2 separate regions of the Homo sapiens genome follow, and region 2 is linked to region 1. The links are chromatin contacts, found by Hi-C or POLR2A ChIA-PET in ENCODE. All regions are on one chromosome and are shown on one strand. The core of a region is the stretch at or near the end of the contact, and the rest is flanking DNA. Distances in the headings are between cores, read along the strand shown.

Region 1 (5,366 bases), core at 1,993-4,492:
TACTTAGAATGCCTTTTTTGCCTAACTTCCTTTTTCCTTCAAGACTAAACTCTGTAGCCACTTCCTCCAGGAATTATTCCAACTCTGCCCTCCATTACTGTCCTGTAGTACCCTACGAACATTTTTATGTTTTTCCTTGCAGTTCTTTACCTCTCTGACACTTCACTACTTTATAAGCTTCTTGAGGACAGGTTATCTTATGTCATCAAATATAAGTTATCATTGGTTTAAAGATTATTTTATATAGCAGTCATTATTTTATATAGCAGTAAGAAAGCAAAACAAACAAACAAACAAAAAACTACCAGTTATAACTGTGGGACATCCTAGATATAAGATGATCCCAATTTCACAGAAAAAAATGTGGGAGAAAAAACCATGAATCTCAGAATCAAAATTCTGCATGTCTTAACTGACTTTGTATCTTCAATAACCACCAAATGTCTGGGCATATAGAAAATCCATATTAAAATATTGCAGAATGGTTGAATAAATTAATGAATGGATTCAATCTGATTGGTGCCTTTCATCAATATGCTTTTAATGTATTAAAATAAAACAGTGGAATCAGAAAAATAAATTTTTTTAGATTTTAAAAACCAACACCAGCTGGGTGTGGTAGCTCATGCCTGTAATCTCAACACTCTGGGAGGCCGAGGTGGGAGTACTGCTTGAGCTCAGCGGTTCAAAACAGCCTAGTCAACAAAGGGAGACTCCGTCTCTACAAAATAGAAAATTAGCAAGGTATAATGGTGTGCACCTGTAGTCTCAGCTACTGGGGAGGCTGAGGCAGGACGATCGCTTGAGCCCAGGAGTTCAAGGTTGCAGTGAGCCATGATCACAACACTGCACTCTAGCCTGGGTGACAGAGCAAGACCTTGTCTCAAATGTAAAAACAAGAAACTAAAACCTATGGATATAATTTACAAATGTAATGGTTCTGGATTTAATTGGGTAATCTAAAACACCAGGAAGAGAAAAAAAATTTTGTTTCCTAAATATAACTGTTGTGGCTTCATATTTTTAAAAAACCCTACAATGTCAACTGTCTGGATGAACAGATGTTATTCTATTACAGTAGATAAAAATGAAACATAGTGTTTTATAGTATCCATTCTTATCTACACTAATAAGTAAATGGATTGTAAATGATCCAAAAGAAATACTTGTTGTTAATCCTAGATTAAATTTATAAGGGGAAGATATCCTAAATCAAAAGATAAAAAGAAAAATATTTTAAGTTTAGTCCAAGTGAGATGTTACAAGTTGCCTTGTCATTGCTTTGAGATAACAGTAAAGTCTAGAAATCATTGAGAGGTGTAAGTGGTAGAAAGGAATGGAAAAACTAAAATCCTGCAACAATAAAATTTAGAAATCTAGTTTTCTTTCCTTTATATTCTTCTGTGTCCTCTAGAAAGGAACATTATAAAAATAGCTACTCCTTACCAAGCTAGATGCTTTACATACATTATTTCCAATCTTCAATAACCTGTGGAGTAGATATTAATACCATCATTTTATACATGACTACATGGAAGCTGTGAAATATTAAATGACTTATCTAAGGTTGCATAGCCAGTAAGTGGCAGAACCACCTCTAAAATTTCAACTCTAAAGTTTCTGGTCCAAAGAAGAAAGCTCAGACAAAACGGAGAAATCAGAAACAAGAGAACCAATAAAATGAAAATAGCATTATGTCAATTTGCACAAAGAAGCAGTAAGGTTGCCTTGAGAAAAAATATTAAGAATTCTAGTGACTGATAAATTCTAGAATTCCATTTTATAATGTCTAACAGTAGTGAAATAATTAACCCAAATAACTTCTAAACTGTATATAAACAATAATTAAAGACTACCTTCACTAATCTGATACATATATTCTTCACAGACTTACCACTACAGAAGACTGATTAAAAGCTTCCCTATGATTCTACAATTTCAAATGATCTCTTTTCATCTTTCTTATTAAGGTAGCTAGTTATTGCAGTAGGGGTTAAGGGCAAAGGCCCTGGAGAAAGACAAGACTGGATAAAATCCCAACCTGTTAGCTATATAACTGTGGGCAAGTTACTTAACCTCTCTAAACCTCACTTTCTTTACCTGTAAAATAGGGTTATATCTGACTCACACCAGAGTTATTATAATGAGCAAATGAGATAATGTGTATAAAGCATTCTATTATACATAGTACCTGGTACATAGTAAGGGTCCAATAAATTTGTTACAGTGATATATATTTGGAGACTTCTGTTTTATTGGGATATTTTATATTAAATATAACTTCACTCTTTGTTACTAATGCTACTACTGGACATTACGGTTAAAGTCTCAACATTTCTTTATTAACTGTGGGGTTGTAACACAATGTGCAAAGAAAAGAAAGGTATTACAATTCCATTCAAAGAGCATACCTTTTCAGTGTCAGGACAATATACCAACAGAATTTCTAACAAAACCGAGGTTTTACAAGACAAAGAGAAGAACTTTAGCTCTTTGAAATTCACTAATTCTTTTGCATGAAATGTGAAAGCACATTAAAATGTAAGGGAAAGTATAACATTGTAACATGTTATTGCTACATAATGATCAGCAAAAGTCAATTTCATCATTCACCACTGAGGGGAGCTATAACCTAGGAGAGGTTTATATATAGAATGCCAAGGTTATTTTAAAACTTTCCCATACCTTACAATATTCATTTCATCAACTCTCTTATTAAAATATATTTTAAATAAATTTGACAAGCATACCCCAATTCTCTTTTGGAGACTTTAGAAATAATAAGGTGGCTCATTATAACTATGTAATCATAAAGACGGGGGATCCTTATCCCTCTTCCTTTTTTCTCCATAGAGCATTTATGTAACCTACTATATATATTTAGCATACATTATGTATTTATTTTATCTAACATACTAAATCTTTCATACAGTAATTTTTATCCTCTCTCTCACACACACACATATGAGTGTAAACTACACAGCGATGAGATTTGTTAACTTGTTATCTGGTTTTTTTTGTTTTGTTTTGTTTGAGACAGGGTTTCACTTAGTCATCCAGGCTGGAGTGCAGTGTCACGATCACAGCTCACTGCAGCCTTGACCTTCTGGGCTCAAGCAATCCTCCCACCTCAGCCTCCTGAACAGTCAGGACCACAAGCATATGCCACCACGTCCAGTTAATTTTTTTTATTTTTTTGTAGACTGAGTCTCCTTTGTGTTGCCCAGGCTGGTCTTGAATCATATGTTTTATACACCACCATTTCCAATGCCTAGAACAGTATCTAGCACATAATACACGCTCAATGAATACTTAAGTGCTGAATGAATGAATACTGAATCATCTATTTAAAAGGTTAAAAATCTCTCATTAGATTATGTCAAGTAAAGCAAACTGCTAATACTTGAAAAATGCAACGTCTACTTATATCAAATTTTGGTTTAAAGAAAATGTCTAAGAACATTTCTTTCTTCCTTTCTTTTCTCTCTTTTTTTTTTTTTTCTTTTTGAGACAGAGTCTTGCTCTGTCGCTCAGGCTGGAGTGCAGTAGCACGATCTTGGCTCACTGCAACCTCTGCCTCCCAGGTTTAAGTGATTTTTCAGCCTCAGCCTCCTGAGTAGCTGGGATTACAGTCATGCACCACCATACCTGGCTAATTTTTGTATTTTTAGTAGAGACGCTGTTTCACCATGTTGGCCAGAATGGTCTCCAACTCCTGACCTCAAGTGATCCACCCGCCTTGGCCTCCCAAAGTGCTGGGATTACAGGTGTGAGAGACTATGCCCAGCCTAAGAATATTTAATCCCACAGATGGTAATACAGACAAATCTCATGAGATTGGCTTATGCAAGTTCAATAAAGTTGATCAGAAGAGCTCCTACTGTAACAGCATATGGATCCTTCACATGCTGTTTTACTGCCTCTAGGGTCTACTTTTCAAATTTTCTTCTGTATAGTTGATGGATGTTACTCACGTTATTCTTCTCTCTCTCTTTTTTTTTTTTTTTTTTTTTTTTTTTTTTTTTTTGAGATGGAGTCTTGCTGTATCACCTAGGTTGGAGTGCAGTGGCGCGATCTCGGCTCACTGCAACCTCCATCTCCCTGGTTCAAGCAATTCTCCTGCCTCAGTCTCCCGAGTAGCTGGGATTACAGGCGCACGCCACCAAGCCCAACTAATTGTTTTGTATTTTTAGTAAAGATGGGGTTTCACCATGTTGGCCAGACTGGGCTCGAACTCCCGACCTCAGGCAATCTGCCTGCCTTGGCCTCTCAAAGTGCTGGGATTACAGGTATTTTTCTCTTAAAAAGAATAATCCTTACAGGATTTATAACAGTTCACAGAGTTTAACTATACCATTCATTCACTCACTCCTTCAATAAATATTTATTGAGAAGCTACTACCCCAAAGGTAGTATGGTTTGAAAAAAAAATTGTGGTAGATACAGAGATGAATGAAATAAAACTTTTCCCTCGTTAAATCTACTTATGCAAGTAGGGGTCCTGTACACATCTCAGAAAACTGGCCTAGATTTTCCAGAGCAGGTAAAAAGAGTTAATACACCTAGACAGAGAAAAAAAAATTATTCTCAAATCTCACTATACAGGAGTTGATATTGGCAGAAAGAAATTAATGTCCTCCTGAAAACTGAAGAGGGAGATCTACCCCATTCTCGTCTATCTTCCAGGTGAGAATATAGCACTTCCTTTGTTTTGTTTGTCTCGTTTCGGTTTAATTACATAAACTCATCCTTTTGATATAGTTCATAATTTATGACAGTTGCCCTAATTTAGAGTATATAAATTAGTGTATTCTCTTGAGTTAATGTATTTCAAATGCTTTGGTCATAACATGTACATCTGTGCTCTTTCCCATGCATTAAGAATATAGCAATTTCACAATCCTTCTGAAATCTCATAACTTCATAATATGAAAGTAAATCTATAATGGACCTGATCTCACTACCAAACTTCTCAGCTCTTTAGTCCTAAACATGGCCCAGTTACTGCCAGGGAATAAACAAAAAATTCCTTTTGTCACTGAGATACATACCAAAGTCAGGCATAGAAAGGAAGAATATTACACAAAGCATGTGATAAGCCTGTTATAAAGACATTTTAGAACTTTAACAATTATCACGATGAACAGTCATGATGATGATGGCAATGGTAAAAGCTAATATTCACTGAAAATTATTTAATCTTCAAGCAACCCTATAATTGTATGACTGAGAATTTAAGAAATTTCCCAGTGATCACAGAGCTTGTAAGTAGAAGAGACAGGACTTGAAATCAGGTTTACCTGACTCCTGTCATCTGTATTATTTTCATTAGATTTCTGTGAATCTAATATATTAATAAATGTTTG
Region 2 (5,366 bases), core at 734-3,233, 300 kb after region 1:
GGGGCCAGTGGGAGCTGCAGATGAATGCCTCTTCTGGTTGACCATCAGATAGACAACCCTGAGAGATTTTTTTGTTTGTTTTGAGACGGAGTCTCGCTCTGTCGCCCAGGCTGGAGTACAGTGGTGCGATCCTAGCTCACTGCAACCTCCGCCTCCTGGGTTCAAGCAATTCTCCTGCCTCAGCCTCTCAAGTAGCTGGGATTACAGGTGCCTGCCACTACGCCAGGCTAATTTTTGTATTTTTAGTAGAGATGGGGTTTCACTATGTTGGCCAGGCTGGTCTCAAACTCCCGACCTCAGGTGATCTTCCCGCCTCAGCCTCCCAAAGTGCTGGGATTACAGGCGTGAGCCACTGCTCCCGGCTGTGAGAGAAGGTCCTGGGAGGGATTAAGCTGCAGTTGCTCGGCAATGGCCTCAATAACACACCGTATGTTGACTATCCCTCCTTCCCTCTCTCTCCCCAGTCCCTCACTTCTGCCCCCTAGGATCACCTCCCAAAGAACTTCCAAATAAACCACCTGCACACCATCCCTTATCTGGGGCTCAACTCTCCAGGGAGGACACAGGATAGGAAAGATAACATTCTTCTGTAACCCCAATAAATGCCAGGGCCTTGTGGGGCTCAGTCTCAGCAGGAAGTCCAATACACAGCTCAGCAAGCAATAAAGCTTTTATAAAAAGGAATTTCAGTCTTTAACATTCATAGAGATATGTCAAAAAGCATCCAACAATTTCTAAATTCCCCTTGTCCAGGCCCCAAACCATCTCACAGCTATTCCAGACCCCTTTGGATACCATTCTTGCTCTTCTTCTTTTCCATCTCTTTTAATATATGAATGCATTTCACTTCCCTAGCTTAAATACATACAGATAGTCCCTGATTTATGATGGTGCAACTTAGGATTTTTCAACTTTACAATGGGTTTATCAGGGTATCAGATGCATTTTTTACTTCAATATTTTTTACTTACAATGGGTTTATCAGGGTGTAGCTCCATCATAAGCTGAAGAGTGCCTGTATCCACATAGCCTCCCGCTCCTGTCTTTCTGCAGAAGCTGTTGTGAATCTGCATCACTGAAGAGCAGCCATCTTCTTACCTGGTGGTAGTGGAAGGCTGAGGGACTGCTGCCTCCCACCAATGCCCTCCCTGTCTGGTTTTTGGATAAGAGTCAGGCTGCAAGCTTCCAGAGCATCACAGTAGATGCTGCATAGTGCCTAGAGTGAAGCCCACAGCAAACCTGCAGGGAGCCAGCCTTTTTCTGCAACAACATACATAGAAAATGGGCATTTTTGTGCCCTATATTCAAGAAAATGGATACAACTGCCACCCCAAGAGCTGAGGGGCTCCCTATCTTATTTGACAAAGCATGACCCCCTTGCAGCACATCAGTGGGCTGACCGCCCCCAGTGGGAAGGCTGCTTGCTGGGCACGCAGGCAGTGGCCAGAGCTCTGACACCGTGGTAGGTCCTGGGAACACACTGAGCTGGCTCCCTCTCCCTCAGCTTCTAATGAACACGAGCATTTGCTTGACATTTTCCTGCACATTCTTACATTTGCCAACTGCCTCCCCGCCCCCATCCACACATTCCACAACATGGCAATTAATTGTTCTCTGCTGTTCAGCAGCATTGGTCTGCACAGCCGCAAGTGTAGTCATGTTTTGTTCCTGATTTAATCAGTGGCTATCCCTGACTGTCCCTCAAAAAACAGACAAAACCAGCCAGCTGCAGACCCAGCTGTCAGCGAGCCCGACACTGGCATTCAAGTGGCCGCAAGAGAACCCATACAGTGCCCAGAGAGAGCCCATTCTTTTCTTTTCTCCTCTTTACAATTGACAGGCTCTGAGAAAGGAAACGTGAGCTCTGGGCTTGGCAGCAGGGCAGGAGGCTCTTGTTAACAGCTTGCCTTCCTGTTTATATGGGGTCTGGCAAAACTGTTAATTTCTCTCACGGAGGTGACAAATGGGAAACCCAGAACCGCCAGGGAGCAGCAGCCTAGAAAACAGCCCAGGCGTGACTTGTTGAAGCAAGGCCAGGGGGCTGGAAATGGGTGGGCAGGGACTCTCGTAGGTTCCCGGGCCCACTGGAGAGGACAGCCGCACTCAGCGGTCCCTCTCGAAGAGGCGCTGAGCCCGGCTGCGTGGGCATGCCTCTGCCGCTGTGCCCCAAGACAGGACAGACACAGTGGAGTGCCTGTGGTGCGGCTCAGAGGCTGCTTCCCAAATTAGCATCTGTGCTAGGACCTGCCGGGTCTGTCCTCACCATCCTTGAGTGGCCTTGGTCTGGCTCAGAAGCTGAAAACACCCCAGGAAATACACCAGGGTTGGGCAGCCCCCTTCCTGCTGCTTCTCCTGGAGCTTCTCCTGCAGCATCCTAAACCCTAGGCAGTGTTTCTCCTGCTGCTTGCACATGGAAAGCACCTGGAGAACATCAGGTTTAATTGTTCTAAGATAGGACCTGGGTGCTGATCTTTTTAAAAAGCGTCCCAAGTGATTCCAATAGGCAGCCGGGGTGGTGAACTATCATCAAGGGTAGATTGCTGTTGCTGTTTTTAGTTTCATTATCAATCATTATTATTATCTGAAGTTAAATGCTGGCTTATTTCAAAAGCCTATTTGCAGGGGTGGGATAGAGGCAAGGAACGAGATGAGGAAACAGATTCCAACAGTCAGAGACCCTCGGAAGATGAATAATAGCCCCAGTTTAACTGGGACTGGGGATATGGGTTTAGGGTAGTTTTCCTGGGATGTGGAATTTTCAGAGCCAAAACTAGAAAAGTCTGTCATGCTACCAGCCCCCAGGGCACCCTGGGCTGTGTCTCCCATGGGTTCACCGGCCCTCTGATCCTCTTCAAGGGGTAAGGTCTTATTCATGTTTGTATTCCCCAGTAGCTGCCATACAGTAGGTGTTCATTATCTAGTCCTGAATTTGCTGCCTCCTGTTTAATTCAACAAAGACCCCTTAGCTGCTGCTATTTTATGTAGGAACGTTACCGTGCTTTCATGGCCTGAAGAAAGACATAGTATTATTTGTTCTGGAGACAGACGCAGCTTCAGCGTGGGTTGAAGAGCAGGTTGTGGGCTGAGCTTTGGGAGAGATTTGCAAGCCTGTGGACATGGAATGCTGTGGCTGCAAACATTTCAGGGAAATGGAGCTATTCTCACCACAGATATAGATCTCATTTAAATATCCCTCTCCACACAATTTTCCTATCAAAGCAACTGGACTGCAAAACTGAACTATTTTGGAAGTTTTGTCTCTTATAAAAGGAAAATCAGGATTCTCTCTCCTTTTTTGCTTCAGTTTTATTCAAAACAAGTAAAATAAGGGTTTGTGGAGAACGCAGCAGCTCCCTTCTTAGGCTCTTTGAGGACTCCCAAAGCCTGACAAGCAGGCCCTCCTGAAGCTCACAGTGAAGGCCTCTCCACCCCACCACTCTGGCCCCTCCCCATCCTCAGTGTGGCCTCCCTGGGTCCCTGCATGGATGGTCCTGTGGCTGTGCAGAGTCCTTCTCGTCTCTGTTCAGGAGACTCACACCCAGCCCCTCTTACTTCCACTCTTTCTGCAATGATCAGTTCAAGCTTGGGATCCTCCAAGAAGACCTACTTCCTCCTTTCTCTTCTGAAAGTTTCCAAAGCAAGCAGAGTCTCTGCCACATTGTCCAGCATCCCTCTGTGATCCCTTGTGGAAATTACCAGGTCATTAGTTCCACCAACATGTCCTTTGCTGATACAGTCTCTGCCTACCAGCCCCAGTCCTGGTATTCCTGAGGCTGTCTGAAAATCTGCATGGCTGTGGTCTGCCCACCTGCTCACCATGATGTGTAAACAGTAGGAAAGTGTGTAGATGAGATATTTCATCAGCAAGAAGCCTGGGGAAGCTGCAATCCTCTGCTGCTTCCCTCACTCCCAGCAGCTGAAGCAGGGAGTGGGGAGGAGAGGGGTAAAGCTGGTTCTGCAGCCAAGAGGCCTTGGGTGGGAGTTCTTTGATTTGGCTACTTTCCCAGGAAAGGACATCTCTGCATCCCTCCAGAACTTCCAAGGGGCCATCTCTGCTTCAGGCTACCATCTCTGCTGCAGTCTCTACTATGTTCTCACCTCCTAAGTCCTGGCCAGATCCTCAGCTTGGCCCACAGGGAGCAGCTGAGCCTGGGATCAGGAACCTTACTCTGGATTCTGGGTTTTGGCGGTGTGGTTGGGTCCTCCCAGTACCTTAGTTTTCTTATCCAGAAATAGGGGTTAATAATAGTACCTACTTCACTGGTATTCAGAGGATCAATTGACCTACTTCTGTTAAAGCAATTAGAACAGTGCCTGATGCATAATAAATGTTGGCTATTATTTAACATTCTCTTAATGGAGGAGAGGGAGGGGATAGTAAATCATCTCTAGGTGAGAAGCCACCTGATTTTTGTGATTCCTGCATCCTGAAGTTTTCCCATCTCTGAGTTTGGTTCTTATTGCTAGAGGCAGTTCTGGCCTCCTGAAGAATCTCTCAGCCCAGACACTCCTGAGTTTCTTTCTGTGTGTGTTGTGTCTCCAAAATAGGCCAGCCACGGCTGAGCTCTAAGAAAGTTGCCTTTAATTGCCACCTTGACACAGTCTACTTCTAATTGTTTTGAATGTGTTGATCTTGATATCTTAAACCTCCATGTGCTTCCTGAGGCAAGCAATTCTGTCTTGTGCATTTTCTTTATCTCCCAACTATGCCTAACATAGTTCTAGGCATTGGTTGAGAGACACATTAAAACCTGGGAGAACCCAAAAGCAATCTACCACCCCATTGCCCAGTGTCCATGAGACCAGAAATAATACTGAGGAGATCCCCTTGACCTTGAGCATCTGAGTCTGGATCAGGAAGGTTGGGAAATACATCTGTTTTGGATTTTGGGTAGTTGGGAGAGTGGAATGACAGCCAGCAAAACTTCCATCCCCAGCAGACTAGCCTCTGTCCACTCCCTAAGGTTTGGAGTGAGCCCAAATAGCTTCATTTGGGAGACAGACAGGGGAGACGCCAGCCAGAGCCAATAAATAAATATCCTTCTCTCCCTCGATTTTACTTCCTCAGTGGTGCATGGAAAGCCTAGAGTCTGCAGTAATCAAATAGACATGGACCATGAAGGGCTTCTCATTCCAGGCTGCAGGGAAAGCCCCAAGACTCTGCTATGGTTCTTCATGCCCACCCTTCTTTTGCTGGAAAGGGAGCTGTTTGTGACATTTCTTGTGTCCCTCTCACATTTCAGAGCTTTTGTTGGAAAATACTTTTAGATTAGCATTAAGTCTGTGTTATCCTTTAAAAGACTGGATGAGTAATAAATGAGCTAACCTATCCTATTTTCCAAAAAGAACTCGAAATTCCTCCCACT

What was found. Hi-C counts contacts between places; a loop is a spot of excess contacts on that map. ChIA-PET counts read pairs that join two places held with the same protein, here RNA polymerase II (POLR2A). Pooled maps may share reads with other maps.
Region 2: a loop to region 1 is called in a map of CD8-positive, alpha-beta T cell, with 4 times the contacts of the local background. The contact joins two enhancer-like sites. A Hi-C loop is called at or near these places in 4 of 168 maps with a recorded cell type or tissue (CD8-positive, alpha-beta T cell, GM18951, ovary and 1 more) and 1 of 50 pooled maps. POLR2A ChIA-PET finds 5 or more read pairs at or near these places in 6 of 52 experiments (IMR-90, K562, OCI-LY7 and 3 more).

Annotation. Positions count from the first base shown.
Region 1 is chr2:62,772,512-62,777,877 of GRCh38, reverse strand. All of the region lies in intron 5 of EHBP1 (EH domain binding protein 1), which reads right to left. Among named protein-coding and RNA genes, the nearest start is that of EHBP1, 69 kb to the right of the region's middle. Within about 2 kb of position 3,242, at least 4 of the 41 ENCODE cell types and tissues checked have a DNase peak (open chromatin) inside an H3K27ac peak, as active enhancers do.
Region 2 is chr2:62,472,113-62,477,478 of GRCh38, reverse strand. It overlaps a transcript of TMEM17 not described here. Among named protein-coding and RNA genes, the nearest start is that of TMEM17, 31 kb to the left of the region's middle. RefSeq lists an enhancer at 1,131-1,863. Within about 2 kb of position 1,983, at least 15 of the 41 ENCODE cell types and tissues checked have a DNase peak (open chromatin) inside an H3K27ac peak, as active enhancers do.